2 separate regions of the Homo sapiens genome follow, and region 1 is linked to region 2. A link is a contact called in ENCODE Hi-C or POLR2A ChIA-PET data. All regions are on one chromosome and are shown on one strand. Each heading gives the region's core, a stretch centred on a gene start or an enhancer-like site at or near the end of the contact. The rest is flanking DNA. Distances are from core to core; before and after follow the strand shown. Region 1 overlaps CASZ1 (castor zinc finger 1). Region 2 overlaps CASZ1 (castor zinc finger 1).

Region 1 (4,250 bases), core at 1,361-3,860, 41 kb before region 2:
TGTCTGGCTCAGATTCCCCCCACCTCTGGCTCCTCTGCAGAAGAGCTGGTTGAATTTATCCAGCAGTACAGAGGGTCTGGGGCCAGGTGCGGTGGCTCAAGCCTGTAATCCCAGCACTTTGGGAGGCTGAGGCAGACAGATCACTTGAGGTCAGGAGTTTAAGACCAGCCTGGCCAACATGGCAAAACCCCATCTCTACTAAAAATACAAAAATTAGCCGTGTATAGTGGTGCATGCCTGTAATCCCAGCTACTTGGGAGGCTAAGGCAGGAGAATCACTTGAACCCGGGAGGCGGAGGTTGCAGTGAGCCAAGATCGCGCCACTGCACTCCAGTCTGGGCGACAGAGCAAGACTCTGTCTCAAAAAAAAAAAAAAAAAAAAAGAGAGAGAGAGAAGAGGGTCTGGCGTCTGTCAGTCACTCACCAGCAAACAGAGTGGACAAGACCGCCCCTGTTCTCATGGAGTCTGGTAGGCGAGGCAGCGTGAAACAAACCCACAAAAACAAAAAAGGAAGACGCCAGCAGAGAATGGAAGTAGGAGGTGGTGGTGGGAAGTGACTGCTTGGCACTCCTGGCAGGCTGCTCAGAGGAGGTTTCTCAAGGACGTGGTGACATTTAGCTGAGATTGAAGGACAGGAAGTGGACAGATCAGTGAAGAGCAGGCTGGAGAATATTCTAGAAAGAAAGAACAGCTAGCCTAATGGCCCTAAGGTAGGATGCCCTCAGTGCATCCAGTGACTGGAAAGAAAGGCAGAGTGGCCAGGACGTGGATGGGGACGTGGATGAGGTGGGTGTCAGGAGGTGCAGGGCTTTGTGTGCCTGGGGAGAAGTTGGGATTTTATGCTTAGGTGATAGGAAGCCGCTGGAGGGTTTTGAGCCAGAGGTAAAGTGATGTGATGGTTTTCTGTTTTTTGTTTTTTGTTTGAGATGGAGTCTCACTCTGTCACCCAGGCTGGAGTGCAGCAGTGCAATCTTGGCTCACTGCAACCTCCGCCTCCCGGGTTCAGGTGATTCTCCTGCCTCAGCCTCTCGAGTGGCTGGGATTATAGGCAAGCGCCACCATGCCTGGCTAATTTTAGTGTTTTTAGTAGAGACGGGGTTTCACCATGTTGGCCAGGCTGGTCTCAAACTCCTAACCTCAAGTGATCCACCCACCTCAGCCCCCCAAGGTGCTGGGATTACAGGCATGAGCCACTGCACCCAGCCAATGTTTGTTTTAAAAAGGTAGTTGGGGCTGCCAAGGGAAGAAATTGGGAGGCCAGAGGGGCAGCTGCTGCAGCCGATGGTGTGAGAGGATGGTGGCTGGGTGAGGAGGAGGTGGACAGGCGGGGAAGGGGTCAGAGCCTGTATGTGTATAGAGGAAGAGTTAGCAGGACTCAATGATGGATTCAACGGGGCAAGGAAAAGAGAGGGCCCCAGGATGACTCAAGCATTCTGTGCCCGCGGATTTGTGGCTCTGTGTCTTCTCCTCTCTCTCCTGCCCCCTGAACACAGCAGTACCAAGAAAGACCCATGGCTTTGAGAGGGTTAACGTCTCATGCATTAGGGGAGAAGTGCCATCTTGGAACCATGCTGGGTGCTGAGAAAGGCTCGTTTGAGTGGGTCGGGCTCCTTGCGGAGGGAACTGCTTCTCTCCGACACCGTTTTCAGGAGTGAGCCTGGGAGCAGGCCAGGACACACACTATCCTTTCAGCCCTGGCTCTGCACTGAAGCCAGCTTTGTGTGTTTGCTCCCTGGGTTCTGTGCTGGGTCTGAGATTGGGTCTAAAAGTTGGCTGAGTTTCTCTTACTGTGGCTTTGAATGTGATCTGTGCGCTCAAGGGCTGAGCTTCTGCACACCTTTTTCCACGTGCCGGGTCATATAGAGCGTCGTTGGTGAGCTGTGAGGGCTGGCAGATGGGTTTGTCTGAAGCCCCCATATTTCCATGGGGTCAGCTCAGCCTCCAGCCGCTGCTCATCTGCTCATCGGCAGGGATCCTAATAGTGTCGCCACACACAAAGGTGTGAATTGCCCCAGTACCCCGCTCGCCTGAAGGCCAGTCTCCCTTTTCCCAGTGCCTCTGACATGAGGCTCCACTCTCCTGGGTCCTGACACCATCTGTGAGGGCCAGGTTGGGGCAGGCAGTCCCAGCATCGATGCTGTGATAGCAGTGATCCCCAGCGCCCCTGGACAGGCCCCATGCCGCCCTGGGCACTGCCCTGTAGCCCTGGAGCAAGCCAGAGGCCTGGTTGGCGAGCGTGAAGCTGTCACAGCCGGCTGCCGGGCTCGCGTGAGCACTTGCCCTTGCTGGCAACGTATTCCCAGCCATATGGGCCAGCCCAGCCTTCCAGGAACACTCTGGAGACCTGACCTCCATGGAGGTGACAGGAAGGGAGGGCCGGTGATGTCTTGCGGGGGCGAGGGTGGGGGGTGCATCGGGGATGTCCCAAGTGGGAAGCAATGTGTGGCACAGCAGCCTGGCCCTGTAAGGAGGCTCTGGAGGCCTGACCTCCAGAGGCAGCAACGGGAGAGAGCAGAAGTGCAGGCTGGCAGCGGCTTGCGGGAGTGGTGGGGCTCTCCCAGGCCTACAGCTGGTGCCTCTGCCTGGCTCCGAGGGGCGTGTCAGCCAGTCTTCCTGGGCGTGTCTGCCAGGCCTCAGAACACTGGGCCGGCCCTGGGGGAGGGTGTGTCCGGGTGGGAGGCGTGTGCATCTGTGCACGCGTGGGAGGTTTTTCTGCTTTCCGCCTCTATGGTCTGCACTAGATCCGTGACCTTCACTCCTAACTGGACTGGACAGTTCTCATGCCATCCTCCAGGGCTTTGATCTGATGTGAGGCTGGCAGCTCCATGGCCTGCAGCTGGGGTGGGGGGTGCAGAGGGGTGGGAGCAGGAGGGTTCCCCACCTCCCACCGTGATGTGGTGCTCCAGAGGATGGGTAGACCCCAAGGTTGCCTTGGGCTGGGCAGAGATGTGGCTGGGAGTTGGTCTGGGAAGAGTTATTGATCTTCCTGATTTCTCATCTGGGCAAGTGTTCCACCTGGTGGTGCCGAACCCCAGCCTGGGCCTCCTTCCTCCGTTCTCCCCACACCCCCTGCCTTCGGAGCAGATGCAGGAAAACCCCGCATCTCGCCATGCACGGGCCCCAGGGAAGAGGGATTGGGAAGGGCTGGGGGCACCTGCCCTGTCTGGAGCTACTCGGGGGACTTCTCGGCGGGTGACGCAGTTGATCCAAAGGATGGGACAACCCGTGGATTTGGGAGGGTTGACGCGGTGTGGTGGACGAAGAGAGAAGCGCCTCTGCCCTGCCTCTGTCCCTGAGTGCCCACAGTGAGAGAGGCTGGCATTGGAGAGGCGACGTCAGGTCTCACACATGGAGGAGTCCCGGAGTCCTGACTGCATCATCTCCTCGTGTAGACCTTCAAGCTCCTCCTCTCCGGTCTCCTGCCAGGTTCCCCCATGTGCTTTTGTTCTGGAATCTACCCAGGGATAAGCCTGGTCCAGGTGAAGGCCCTTAGGCCCAGAGCCACCACCCTGAGGCATGAGGCGGCCAGTGATCCCCTTGCTGCCCACCTTCCGCGGGACCCCTGGATGCTGCCACGTTCCCACCCACACCACTGCCGCTTGCTCTCTGCCCTTCAGGCCTGGGGGTCGCTCCCCTTCCACTCACCACCTGAGTTTTCTCTCTGGTCCGGCTCCTTGGCTTTCCTCCGAAGCAGGGGCTTTTCTGAGCCTGGGCCTTGCTATGGTAGCTGGGTTGGGACCCCCGTGGCCAACGGGGTAAGAGGAGGAAAGGTGTAATTAAACACTAGTTTCTTCTCCAGAAATGCTAATCGGGAAAAGCAATTAAAAGCGACTTTTTTTTCCCTTAGTAATCTGTGTTAAGAGCTGGTAATGAAGTTTAGGGCCGTTGTGACTCAATATTTCAGCTTCACCGACTCAAGTCAAAACAATCCGAGCCCAGGAGTTTGCCAGCAGCTGAGCTGGGCCCGGGCAGCAGCTGTGAGTCCCACGCCGTGCTGCTCTCCAGGCAGAGAGAGGATCGGTCCCAGCTGCGGGGAGGAGGTCTGGTGACACAGAGATGGGTCCCCTCGGGCACCCCTCCAAAGACCCTGGAAATGCATCCTAGTGAAAATGCTTAGGACGAGGGTGTGAGGAGCACCTGGTTTAGGGGGCAGGACTGAGGAAGCCTGGGGTCCAGTAGGGTCAGGGGAGAGGAACTGGATGCTTGAGGAGCCCACTGGGTTGGGCCAGGGCTCAGCCTCAGGGGTTCA
Region 2 (4,089 bases), core at 95-2,594:
ATGTGGATGGGGAGCGGATTGGGTGCTGTGGAGTGTGGATTGGGTGCTGTGGGGTGGGGATTGGGTGCTATGGGGTGGGGATTGGGTGCTGTGAGTGTGGATTGGGTGCTGTGGGGAGCAGATTGGGTGCTGTGGAGAGCGGATTGGGTGCTGTGGGTTGTGGATTGGGTGCTGTGGGGAGCGGATTGGGTGCTGTGGGGTGTGGATTGGGTGCTGTGGGTGTGGATTGGGTGCTGTGGGGTGCGGATTGGGTGCTGTGGGGTGCGGATTGGGTGCTGTGGGTTGTGGATTGGGTGCTGTGGGGTGTGGATTGGGTGCTGTGGGGAGCGGATTGGGTGCTGTGGGGAGCGGATTGGGTGCTGTGGGGTGTGGATTGGGTGCTGTGGGAAGCGGATTGGGTGCTGTGGGGAGAGGATTGGGTGCTCTGGGGTGTGGATTGGGTGCTGCCGGGAGAGGATTGGGTGCTGCGGGGAGTGGATTGGGTGCTGTAGGTGCGGATTGGATGCTGTGGGGTGTGGATTGGGTGCTGTGGGTGTGGATTGGGTGCTGTGGGGTGTGGATTGGGTGCTGTGGGGAGCGGATTGGGTGCTGTGGGGAGCGGATTGGGTGCTCTGGGGTGTGGATTGGGTGCTGCAGGGAGCGGATTGGGTGCTGTGGGGTGCGGATTGGGTGCTGTGGGGTGCGGATTGGGTGCTGTGGGGAGCGGATTGGGTGCTGTGGGGTGCGGATTGGGTGCTGTGAGGTGCGGATTGGATGCTGTGGGGTGTGGATTGGGTGCTGTGGGGGGCGGATTGGGTGCTGTGGGGTGTGGATTGGGTGCTGTGGGGAGAGGATTGGGTGCTGTGGGGAGTGGAGGAGGCATCTCTGCTGCCTCTCTCTGCCCGGCTGCTCCCAGGCTCCTTGTCCCTTCCTAATGGCACGATCCAACAGAGCCAAGGGCTTGGGGTTCTCACCGCAGATCCTGCCTAGCGCGGGTACAGGACTGCTTCTACCATCGTAGACAGTCACCAAGAGGTGACTCACAGAGTTGGTTGAGGAAGAGAGGTCTCTGCCCACATAGTTGTCCCCAAACATGGCCGAGAGGCCAAAGCTTGCCAAGGCCCACAAGCCGACCCCTCAAACAGGATGGAGGTTGCTGAGGCCAGAGGATGCTTCTGGGGCAGTTATGCGGAGCCCAGAGTTGGGCCAACCGGAGGCCAGGGTGGGCTGACTCGGAGAGTAACTCTGAACTGGACACCTAGTCCCTGGAGCCGAGGAAAGGTGGAGCCCGTGTGCTCCCTAAAGTCAGCTAATGGAAGGAAGGGAACCTGGACCAAGGTTAGGCCCGCGGCTGAGCGGCGGCAGGTGGGTCTCATAGGAATTCCTCGGCTTTGGATGCTGGAGCAACAGGACTGGCATGGCTGCTTGGGGAGGGCCAATGCTGGGCTGGGTGGAGACAAGGCAGCTCTGAGGAGAGGGTGGGGGTTGGGCTGGCCAGGGAAGGGGCAGAGGGTGGAGGAAACTGCAGAAAGGCCGAGGCCTGGAGACAGACAGGAGGAATAAATGGAAGTGACAGGGTCAGGCCAGACCTTTGTCCTGCAGCCTGATTAGAGAGTCTGCCCTGGATTTCTGAAACTTTGGGATGTTGTCGGACAAACTGGAGCTTAATTCTGTCAGAGCGCTGGGGAGATTAGAATTGACATCCTGGGAGCACATTCCTGGCTGGGCAGAAATCCAGCCCCCGCTGGGAAAAACCTGTGAAAGCACGGCCAGCCCAGTGGTGGTGGCGGGGGGTGCCCGTCAGCACCAGTGGCCACTCCAGCCTCGTGGGCCGGAGCCAGGAGCACTGGGAGGGCCGGTCGTTGGAAGGCTCTGGCGTAGTGGAAGGTGTGGAGGCTCAGCAGAGCCACTGCCGAGTCTGAGTTCCAGTTCTGTGCCTCATCCTAGCTGTGCTGCCTCGGGCAGGGAGCTTAAGTTTCTTTCTTTCTTTCCTTTCTTTCCTTTCTTCCCTTTCTTTCTTTCTTTCTTTCTTTGAGATGGAGTCTTGTTCTGTTGCCCAGGCTGGAGTGCAGTGGCACGATCTCGGCTCACTGCAACCTCCACCTCCCAGGTGCAAGCGATTCTCCTGCCTCAGCCTCCTCAGTAGCGGGACTACTACAGGTGCGTGCCACCACACCGGCTAATTTTTGTATTTTTCATAGAGACGGGGTTTCACCATGTTGGCCAGGCTGGTCTCGAACTCGTGACCTCAGGTGATCCACCTGCCTCAGCCTCCCAAAATGCTGGGATTACAGGTGTGAGCCACCACGCCTGGCAAGAGCTTGTTTCTTAACCTTCATTTTCTTATCTGTAAAATGGGACAGTCTGCCTCTGGACCCACTGAATTTTCTTCTCCTTTGAAGTTGAAGGCGTAACCTTGGGAAGCCAAGAGGGATGGGTCAGACGGTGGTGGAGCTCCTGAGCCAGGGCCTGCTGGAAGACAGAGAAGGTTCCCCTTGCAGAGTTTTCTGGCACAGGGGCGGCCAGCAATGCCAACCCGGCAGGGCTCTCTGGCTCAAGCATGTGAGAGGTGGCTGTCCCCACACGACGTGTGTCCTTTCCATCAGCCACCTGTCCTCATCAAGCCTGGAGAAGCCCAGCAGGGGACTTAGAGATGGCCTTGTCTCTCTGTAAGAGCTCCCAGGAAATCCTCACCCAAACGAAGAGAGCTGAGGGAAACAGATGGAGGCCTGCCTTCCGGGAGCCTCCAGTCCAGGATGGCTGGCCTTAGAACCAGAGAGGGGGTTAGAGGACTATAGTGAGGGCCAAGCGCCACAGCCCCAAACCAGGCTGTTTCCGGAAGAACAGGGTACCCCTCCTCACATCCCTCCTGACTCTAATGACTCTTAAATTGTAGTAAATATTTTGGCTAATGTAGGCTCTCATGGCAGAGAGCAAAGCTGTCTGCAGTTCAGGACCTACAAATTATTTATTAAAGATTTGAGATGCAGTGCAATTATGTGGAAAGAACCCAAAAAATTAAATAAATAAGTAACAAAATAAATAAATAACAGCCCCACTGGCCTCTTGAAGGCTTGGGAGCGGCACATGATTGCCGTCTTGATGAAATCCCCCCGGATGTAATGAGCTGATTTTCTGCTGTTAATATTGCATCTGCTGATGAAGGATTCGTTAGGATAATGGAACGAAGCTAAAATATAAATGACTCCCTGTCAAGAAGCAGCTTTTGTTTGTTGATCTCCTGACAGTTCCTGGGCCAAGGCAGGGGTTTATATATGTACACGCATTCTGGAACAGGCAGGAGGGCGGGGGCAGGAGCTTGAGGGGGCTGCCCCACGAGCCTGGCTCCCTGGTTATTCCAGGCTTTCCCTTCGAGGTGGGGCTCCTCGACCTTGGGAAGCCCTGGAGCCCTGTGGGTGGGGAAGTCATCGACTCAGACCCATCCAGAGGGGCGCTTGTTGCACTAAGATGCTGAGCGGCAGCAAAAGTTATCTGGGGAGCATGGTGGAGAGATGGATTGGCTGGGCCGTGTGTATTGGGATCCGCACAGGAGAAGCGCTGTGTGTGTGCCGGGAACGGCAGCCCGCGGGGGTGCGGAATCACAGGCACTTGAGCGGGGGGGTCCTAAGGGGAGGTCCCTTCACTGCAACCATCCTAGCCTTTCTGCCTCGTCCTCTCCCTCAGTGATCACACAGCACATCCTGTGGAGCCCCGGGAGCCCCACTCGGATGGTGGATTCTCAAGCAGAGGGGGAAAGAGGGCCCATTTGAAGTCACCGTGTCTCACCTACCCACCCCCCTGGCTTGGCTTCCCCAGCACCTGCCCTGAGCTGCCACATGGGGACAAATTCCTTCTCTCCCTAGCAGTTGCTTTTTTAAAAAAGCGATATCATTTTATTTTACTTTATGGTGGCAAAATGCACACACCGTAAAATTTACCATTGTAACCATTTTATTTTATTTTACTTTATTTTATTTTATTTATGTATTTATTTGAGACAGAGTCTCACTCTTGTCTTCCAGGCTGGAGTGCAATGAGGCGATTGTGGCTCACTGCAACTTCCACCTCCTAGGTTCAAGTGATTTTCCTGCCTCAGCCTCCCGAGTAGCT

The links. A loop is a pair of places that touch in the nucleus more often than their neighbours do. ChIA-PET counts read pairs that join two places held with the same protein, here RNA polymerase II (POLR2A). Pooled maps may share reads with other maps.
Region 1: a loop to region 2 is called in a map of heart right ventricle, with 2.0 times the contacts of the local background. The contact joins two enhancer-like sites. A Hi-C loop is called at or near these places in 4 of 168 maps with a recorded cell type or tissue (gastrocnemius medialis, heart left ventricle, heart right ventricle and 1 more) and 3 of 50 pooled maps. POLR2A ChIA-PET finds 5 or more read pairs at or near these places in 2 of 52 experiments (HepG2 and common myeloid progenitor, CD34-positive).

What each region holds. Positions count from the first base shown.
Region 1 is chr1:10,754,462-10,758,711 of GRCh38, reverse strand. The region is part of intron 2 of CASZ1 (castor zinc finger 1); the gene reads left to right. Among named protein-coding and RNA genes, the nearest start is that of CASZ1, 40 kb to the left of the region's middle. RefSeq lists a silencer at 3,819-4,006. Within about 2 kb of position 2,610, at least 10 of the 41 ENCODE cell types and tissues checked have a DNase peak (open chromatin) inside an H3K27ac peak, as active enhancers do; they include gastrocnemius medialis, heart left ventricle and heart right ventricle, where a contact is called at or near this core.
Region 2 is chr1:10,712,231-10,716,319 of GRCh38, reverse strand. All of the region lies in intron 2 of CASZ1 (castor zinc finger 1), which reads left to right. Among named protein-coding and RNA genes, the nearest start is that of CASZ1, 82 kb to the left of the region's middle. RefSeq lists an enhancer at 3,480-4,024. Within about 2 kb of position 1,344, at least 11 of the 41 ENCODE cell types and tissues checked have a DNase peak (open chromatin) inside an H3K27ac peak, as active enhancers do; they include gastrocnemius medialis, heart left ventricle and heart right ventricle, where a contact is called at or near this core.